Linked DNA regions of Mus musculus: region 2 is linked to region 1. A link is a contact called in ENCODE POLR2A ChIA-PET data. All regions are on one chromosome and are shown on one strand. Each heading gives the region's core, a stretch centred on a gene start or an enhancer-like site at or near the end of the contact. The rest is flanking DNA. Distances are from core to core; before and after follow the strand shown.

The links. ChIA-PET counts read pairs that join two places held with the same protein, here RNA polymerase II (POLR2A).
Region 2: POLR2A ChIA-PET joins it to region 1 with 10 read pairs in Patski. The contact joins the promoter of Mlf2 here to the promoter of Ing4 in region 1. POLR2A ChIA-PET finds 5 or more read pairs at or near these places in 3 of 5 experiments (Patski and embryonic stem cell).

The regions. Positions count from the first base shown.
Region 1 is chr6:125,038,424-125,041,175 of GRCm38, forward strand. It overlaps Ing4 (inhibitor of growth family, member 4), which reads left to right and starts at 1,425. Exons shown (of 8, transcript NM_133345.2): 1 at 1,425-1,474. The coding sequence starts at 1,438. The region is part of intron 1 of 4930557K07Rik (RIKEN cDNA 4930557K07 gene); the gene reads right to left.
Region 2 is chr6:124,929,733-124,932,866 of GRCm38, forward strand. It overlaps Mlf2 (myeloid leukemia factor 2), which reads left to right and starts at 1,656. Exons shown (of 9, transcript NM_001170341.1): 1 at 1,656-1,854; 2 at 2,367-2,444; 3 at 2,679-2,805; 4 at 3,045-3,080. The coding sequence starts at 2,395.

The DNA.
Region 1 (2,752 bases), core at 175-2,674:
AGATGGAAGAAAATGCCAAATGCAGTGAGCTTCCCATGATAATAATGGTTATCATGTTCACCTAAAATGGAAGACCATTGTGCTGGACAGAGCAGAACAAGAAACTTAAGAAACTTCTCACAGTCTACCATGAAAGGATTCGGCTAATTTCCCAAGACTGCTTCATGAAGATTAAATCCTTCATACAGTACTGAAAAGATTGGCAAATGTTCTCCTATCTGAGACCTAGCCAGCTGTCACTACTTGGTGATGTGGATAAAGAAGTCTCATTTAATTTGGGACTGGGCATCCAGGACAGTAGTACCTCAGTATTGTTGGTTAGCTGCCTGGTGCACTTTCCACTCACCAACTATGGAGAGTTTGACAAACCTGTTCTCATCACAAGGATTGCAATCAGCTCCTCCTTTGTGGGTGAACATCCATTTCCACTTTTGCGCAATGATAATGTCTGTTATTCTCATTGTATAGGAAAAAGCCGGCCGAGTCAGTTATCCGACAGCATGCTCTTAGATTAGAATGGAGTCCACATCCTGCTGTCCTGCTTTAGCAACTGCTCAGCAGGAAACTTGGGCTTATTGGGTATAAAAGAGCTCAAATTTTATCTTACAAGTATGGGGTCTAACTACTGTGAAGGGTATATCAACTTGAGGCGACACCTATCTGCTAGAATCTACCACCAATACTAAGAGGTTTGAGTTCTCTTTCCCTAAGAGCAGCAACCTGACAGGTTTTGACTAGGGTGAAGGCTGCTATCTAGCATATACTTTGATGACCCAGTCTTTTCAGTACATAAGTCCATTACAAAACACAAACATGGATCTCCATATCGCACGCCTTTAATCCCAGCATTAGTGAGGCAGAGGAAGGTCTCTTGGAGTTCGAGAACAGCGAGGGCTACACAAAGAAACTTGTAAGTGATGAGAGATGCAAAGGGTTAAATTTGCAAAGCCTGACAACTTCTGAAGAAAGCATCTGCCTCCGAGACTATTCTACTTAAGCTGGGACGTTGGTGGCCAGATTCATAATTAGAAAAGCAAAACAGCTCGATTCCCTACTTGTTGAAAGCGATTATTTGCAAAATATAACTACACATAATAGATTCCCCCATTTACCAAACATTCCTAGTTTTGGAGGGAAAAAAGTTTGCTAGAGAATGCAAAATGGCGACTTCGCGTGACGTCATGCCTGTCGCAGACACATATTGCCGCCTTATTAAGGGCGGAAGCCAGGCTAAATCAGCCTCGCTGTAGATGACCGTGAATAGGCGCAAAAAAAAAAAAAAAAAAGTTCAGTTTCCGGCGGATGTATCCGAGGCAGATAGTTTAGTAAGGGCGGAAGTTCAGGTACGGAAAAGGTGTAATCCAAGAATGGTTACAGCGCCTGTCGTGTATCAGTCACTTCCGGGGAAGATCGGAAGTTGCTTTGTTTTGCTTCAAGATGGCTGCTGGGATGTATTTGGAACATTATCTGGACAGTAAGAGCCAACTGGAGAAGGGGGTCATGGGCCATAGAGTGGTGTAGAGGGTCCAGGTTGACAGACTTCATGGCCCCGAGGTTCTGGTAGCCTGAAGATCACAGGAAAAGGGTTCCGTGGGAAGATTTATTCGAGGGGGAAGAGGGAGGGGGCGGGGCAGTGGGCTTAGAGGCCTCGCTCAAGATCTGGACGAGGGAAGGGCTGCTCCGTGGGATCAGGGCTGGGCTTTAAAGGGTTAGGGGTAGCAGGAAAGTAGTTGCTGACTCAGTTCTTGAGGGTAGATTTTTTTTCCCCCCTAAGTTGTGCAGCGTCGTTACTTACGCACTGCCATTTGGAGCAGCTGCAGATATTCGACCTAATTCCTTTAGTCATTTATATCTCAAAAGTTGCTCCTCATTAAGCTTGCTGGGTGGAATAGAGCGACCACTGAGTTGATCGCTGAAATGCTTTACTTTATGAGCAAAATCCAGTTCTCAAAAAATGAGGAATATGTCTGTCTGTCTGTCTCCTCGCCTCCCTGGTCTTCCCCCTCCCCCGTCGTGTGTGTGTGTATGTGTGTATAGAGACTGGGAAGTGAGAAATCGGCTGGGGATATATTAGACTTTTAGGCAACTCTTAACCTGGGCATCTTAAAATAGAGCATTGATTTTAATAAAAGAAAGTAACTGATCAAATAATGGTAGCAGTCCAAATCAGAAGTGCAGACCTGGTCTTAGAGAATGACAGAAAGTTTTAGATATTAAACATGGCACACCTTTAATCCCAGCACTTGGGAGGCAGAGGCGGGCGGATTTCTAAGTTCGTGGCCAGCCAGGTCTACAGTTTGTTCCAGGACAGCCAGAGCTACACAGAGAAGCCCTGTCTCAAAAACAAACAAACAAAAAAAGATATTGAACATGGCAAGATTGATTGAATGACTTTGCGATTGAGAGAGAAGGAAAATCCAAGGTGAATTCTGCTTGGAAAATAAACTATCTAATCAGCAGTGTAGGAGATTCTGGAGTAATAACAATACATTAGTCTTTGCCTTAGAAATAGGCATTCAATCTGACAGTGAGATTATTCAGGAAAAAACTTCAGACAGTAAAAAAGACACTGAGCTCAAGAAAGCAGCATTTAAAGGATAAGATGTAGTGGTTCACGCCTTTAATTCCAGCACTCGGGAGGCAGAGGCAGGCGGATTTCTGAGTTCAAGGCCAGTCTAGTCTACAAAGTGAGTTCCAGGACAGCCAAGGCTACACAGAGAAACCCTGTCTCGGGAGAAAAAAAAATGTCGAT
Region 2 (3,134 bases), core at 406-2,905, 110 kb before region 1:
GCAGCCATCCTGGGTTGCTCTGGAATAGCAGCAAGCTTTATTTATTTATTTTTTAAATTTTATGCTTTTGGGTTTTTTGTTTGTTTGTTTTTAATTTTATGCTTTTGTTTTTCTTCTAGATAAGCTATGTAGCCCAAGTCAGCTTCTAACTCACAGAGATCATCCTTTTTCTGCCTCCCTCCCAGTGCCCCACCAACCAGCAGGCATGTTTAGCCACTGAGCTGGCTCTGCAGCTCTGAGGTACTCTGGATGGAATGTCAAAGTGCTTTTCTTTAGAGCAAGAAGAAAGGACAATTGTCGGGTGGGATACCAAGAGGCATTTAAAGAAGGTCTTATATATCAAATATCAATGAAAAACACATTTTCTCCTTTTTTTTTTTTTTTTTGGCTTCACTTTGCCAATCTGTCAGCTTACGTTAACTATATCACTGTTTCTTCTCTTAGCACTATTTTTTTCCCACTAGCAATGATCAAATCGAAAGAAGCTGAGAGTCTCTGCTCCCAATCTTTTCCTGAGTAACCACTGACCCTTTTCCCTCAGGGAGTTGGTTAGAATAAACCTTTCTCTTCAGATCAGGTTCCACACGGTACCAATGTGGCTGACAGCCAGAGTAAAGAACTTGGGACAGTTTTGAGTTTGGATCTCTGTGGGTCAAAGTCTACCCAATACAGTTCAAATCCTCTGACCCAAAGGGGAGGGCTCTTCTCTCCAGCTCAGCCAGATTTTGTGCAAGACAATTAGTATGTCAAAATACCAGTCTCTGGCTTTGGAGTCAGCCCTCTTGGGCTTACTTTTTAGCTCCACCCCTGGGTGATTCTGCTTAATTTAGCTCTCCACCCCTTTATTCTTCTAAACTTTAGTCCCTTGACCTATCTACCTGCTCAGAACAAAGAAAGTTTTAAAGACCTACGACCTAAAGGAACTGGACTATAGCTTAGTGGTAGGGCATGTGCTTGGTATGCCCAAGGTCCTGAGTTGGGTCCTGAGCACTAAAACCAAAACCAAAAAACGACAACAAAAAGCAAACAGACTTCAGAACTAACGCCTTTGCCCAGGCCAACCCTTCACAGACAGGTCCTGGAGTGGTCCAGAAGCCTAAGCCAACACCGAGTCCTAAGGAGCTAAGGATCCAGCCCGGCCCAGGATCGCCCTCTGGCGGCCAAACTCCCAACCTGGATTCCCTTCCCTGGTTGGCCTTTTCCAAGGCTTAACTAGACCTGAGCTAAATTGTCACCTCCTTCTCTGCGTCACTCGGAGGACACCGCCCGCCCGAGCGTCTCTCCAGAGGGACAGGCCCACGCGCTCCCCTGGTTAAGCGCCCCTCCTGCAGTGTGTTTAAAGGTCCCCGCAGGGATCCGCCCCACCGATCGCCCCCAGACAGCCCGCCTCTCCCCCCCCCCCCCCGCAAAAAAGGTGCGGCACACCCTGCCCCCACGTTGCGCTCAGCCGGTCCCTCCCGATTCCGCTCCGCCCCCCCCCACCTTTGCAGGAGCCTCTTCCTGTCCCCAGATCCCCGAGCCAGCTTAATGACACCTCCCACCCGCCCCAGAGGACCCGCCCTCCGGGGCTCCACGGCGCGCGCGCCGCCCTCCCTCCCAAGCAGGTGGGCGGAGCTCCCGCAGCCCGCCCCCGGGGCCGTCCGTCGTGACGTCACTTCCGTTCGGGCCTGACCGAAGATCGGCTTCTCGGGCCGAGGGCGGGGGTACGGAGGTGGCAGGCGAAGGCAGGAGGCGGTGCGGGAGGCGAGAAGCTGCCGCGCGGACCAATCCTTGCGTCCCGGGCCGCGACCCTGCTCCTGCAGCGCCCCGAGGAGAGGCCGGCCGGATGGGCCGCTGAGCCGGAGTCGGGGACCGGTGAGGCCAGGGCGCCGCGGCCCGCACGGCTGCAGGGATGCGATCCCGGGAGTGGACCTTCCTCTCCGGCTCGCCCGGCGGGAGGCACGGGCTGGGGCAGTGGCGGCCCGGATCGGTGGGCAGTGAGGCCTGCCCGGGGAGGCCTGGTAGCGCCCAGTGCCAGCAGAAGGCGGAGTAGTTGGGGGTCATTAATGGGGTGGCGGGCCGCCGTTCGAGATTCTCATCGAGTCTGGCGTCGGAGGAGGAGCTGACCGTGGCTCGGGGAAGAGAGGATGGCGGGCGGGGGTGGAGGGGCACCACTAAGAGGCTTGGGAAAAATTCCATGACCGGCTTGGAGAGCTGCTGGCTCTCAGGTCTCATAGGTTATATGGCTCACCTGGCGAAGGATCTTCCCTGGAGTTTGGAGGGGTCAGTGATAGTGTATGCAAGAGGCAGCCTTAAGAGTAGCAACACTGAGCTGGTGTGCATAAGCCTGGCCGCCTGCAGGAAACACAGCCTCCGTATCTTCACAGTGTGGAGCCCCCTGGAGCTGAGATCACGATGTTCCGCTTCATGAGGGACGTGGAGCCTGAGGATCCCATGTTCCTGATGTGAGAATTCCCTCCCCCTCGCGCCCTCAGCCCATTCGGATTCAGGTCTGAGCAGTTCAGGCAGACCTTTGAGTTGGTTCCCTTGGCTGGAACCAGTTAGAATTAGCTGGATACTCAGCTGCCGCTCTCAGAGGGAAGCCGGCATCCGTGCCACTGTGTACCCTGACTTCATTTCGGGGAGGTGAAGAAGGCTGGGGGTTAATCTGCCTTCTATAGTGTATGCTCACTCCGCAGGGACCCCTTCGCAATTCACCGTCAGCACATGAGCCGCATGTTGTCAGGCGGCTTTGGATATAGCCCCTTCCTGAGCATCACAGATGGTAACATGCCAGCAACCAGGCCTGCCAGCCGCAGGATGCAGGTAACAGTTGGAACATATCGAGACCTGGGGTGATTAGTTAAGTATGCTGCAGTTCTTGCCCTACAACCAGCTTTAAAGGGACATGACCTGCGTGGGAGGCAGACGAGTGGGGTCAGGAGTCTGGGAAAGGGGCTGTGTGACTCCTGTGGAAAGAAGGAAGGGGGGAACGGAGGCACTGACCTCCTTTGGTACATACAGTTGGTAGGGTGTAGTTCTAACTTCAGTTTCTCGTCTTGTAGGCTGGGGCTGTCTCTCCCTTCGGGATGTTGGGAATGGTGAGTCCCTGTCTTCTCTTCCTGTATCTCTTGCACAAGTGCATACACTCACGT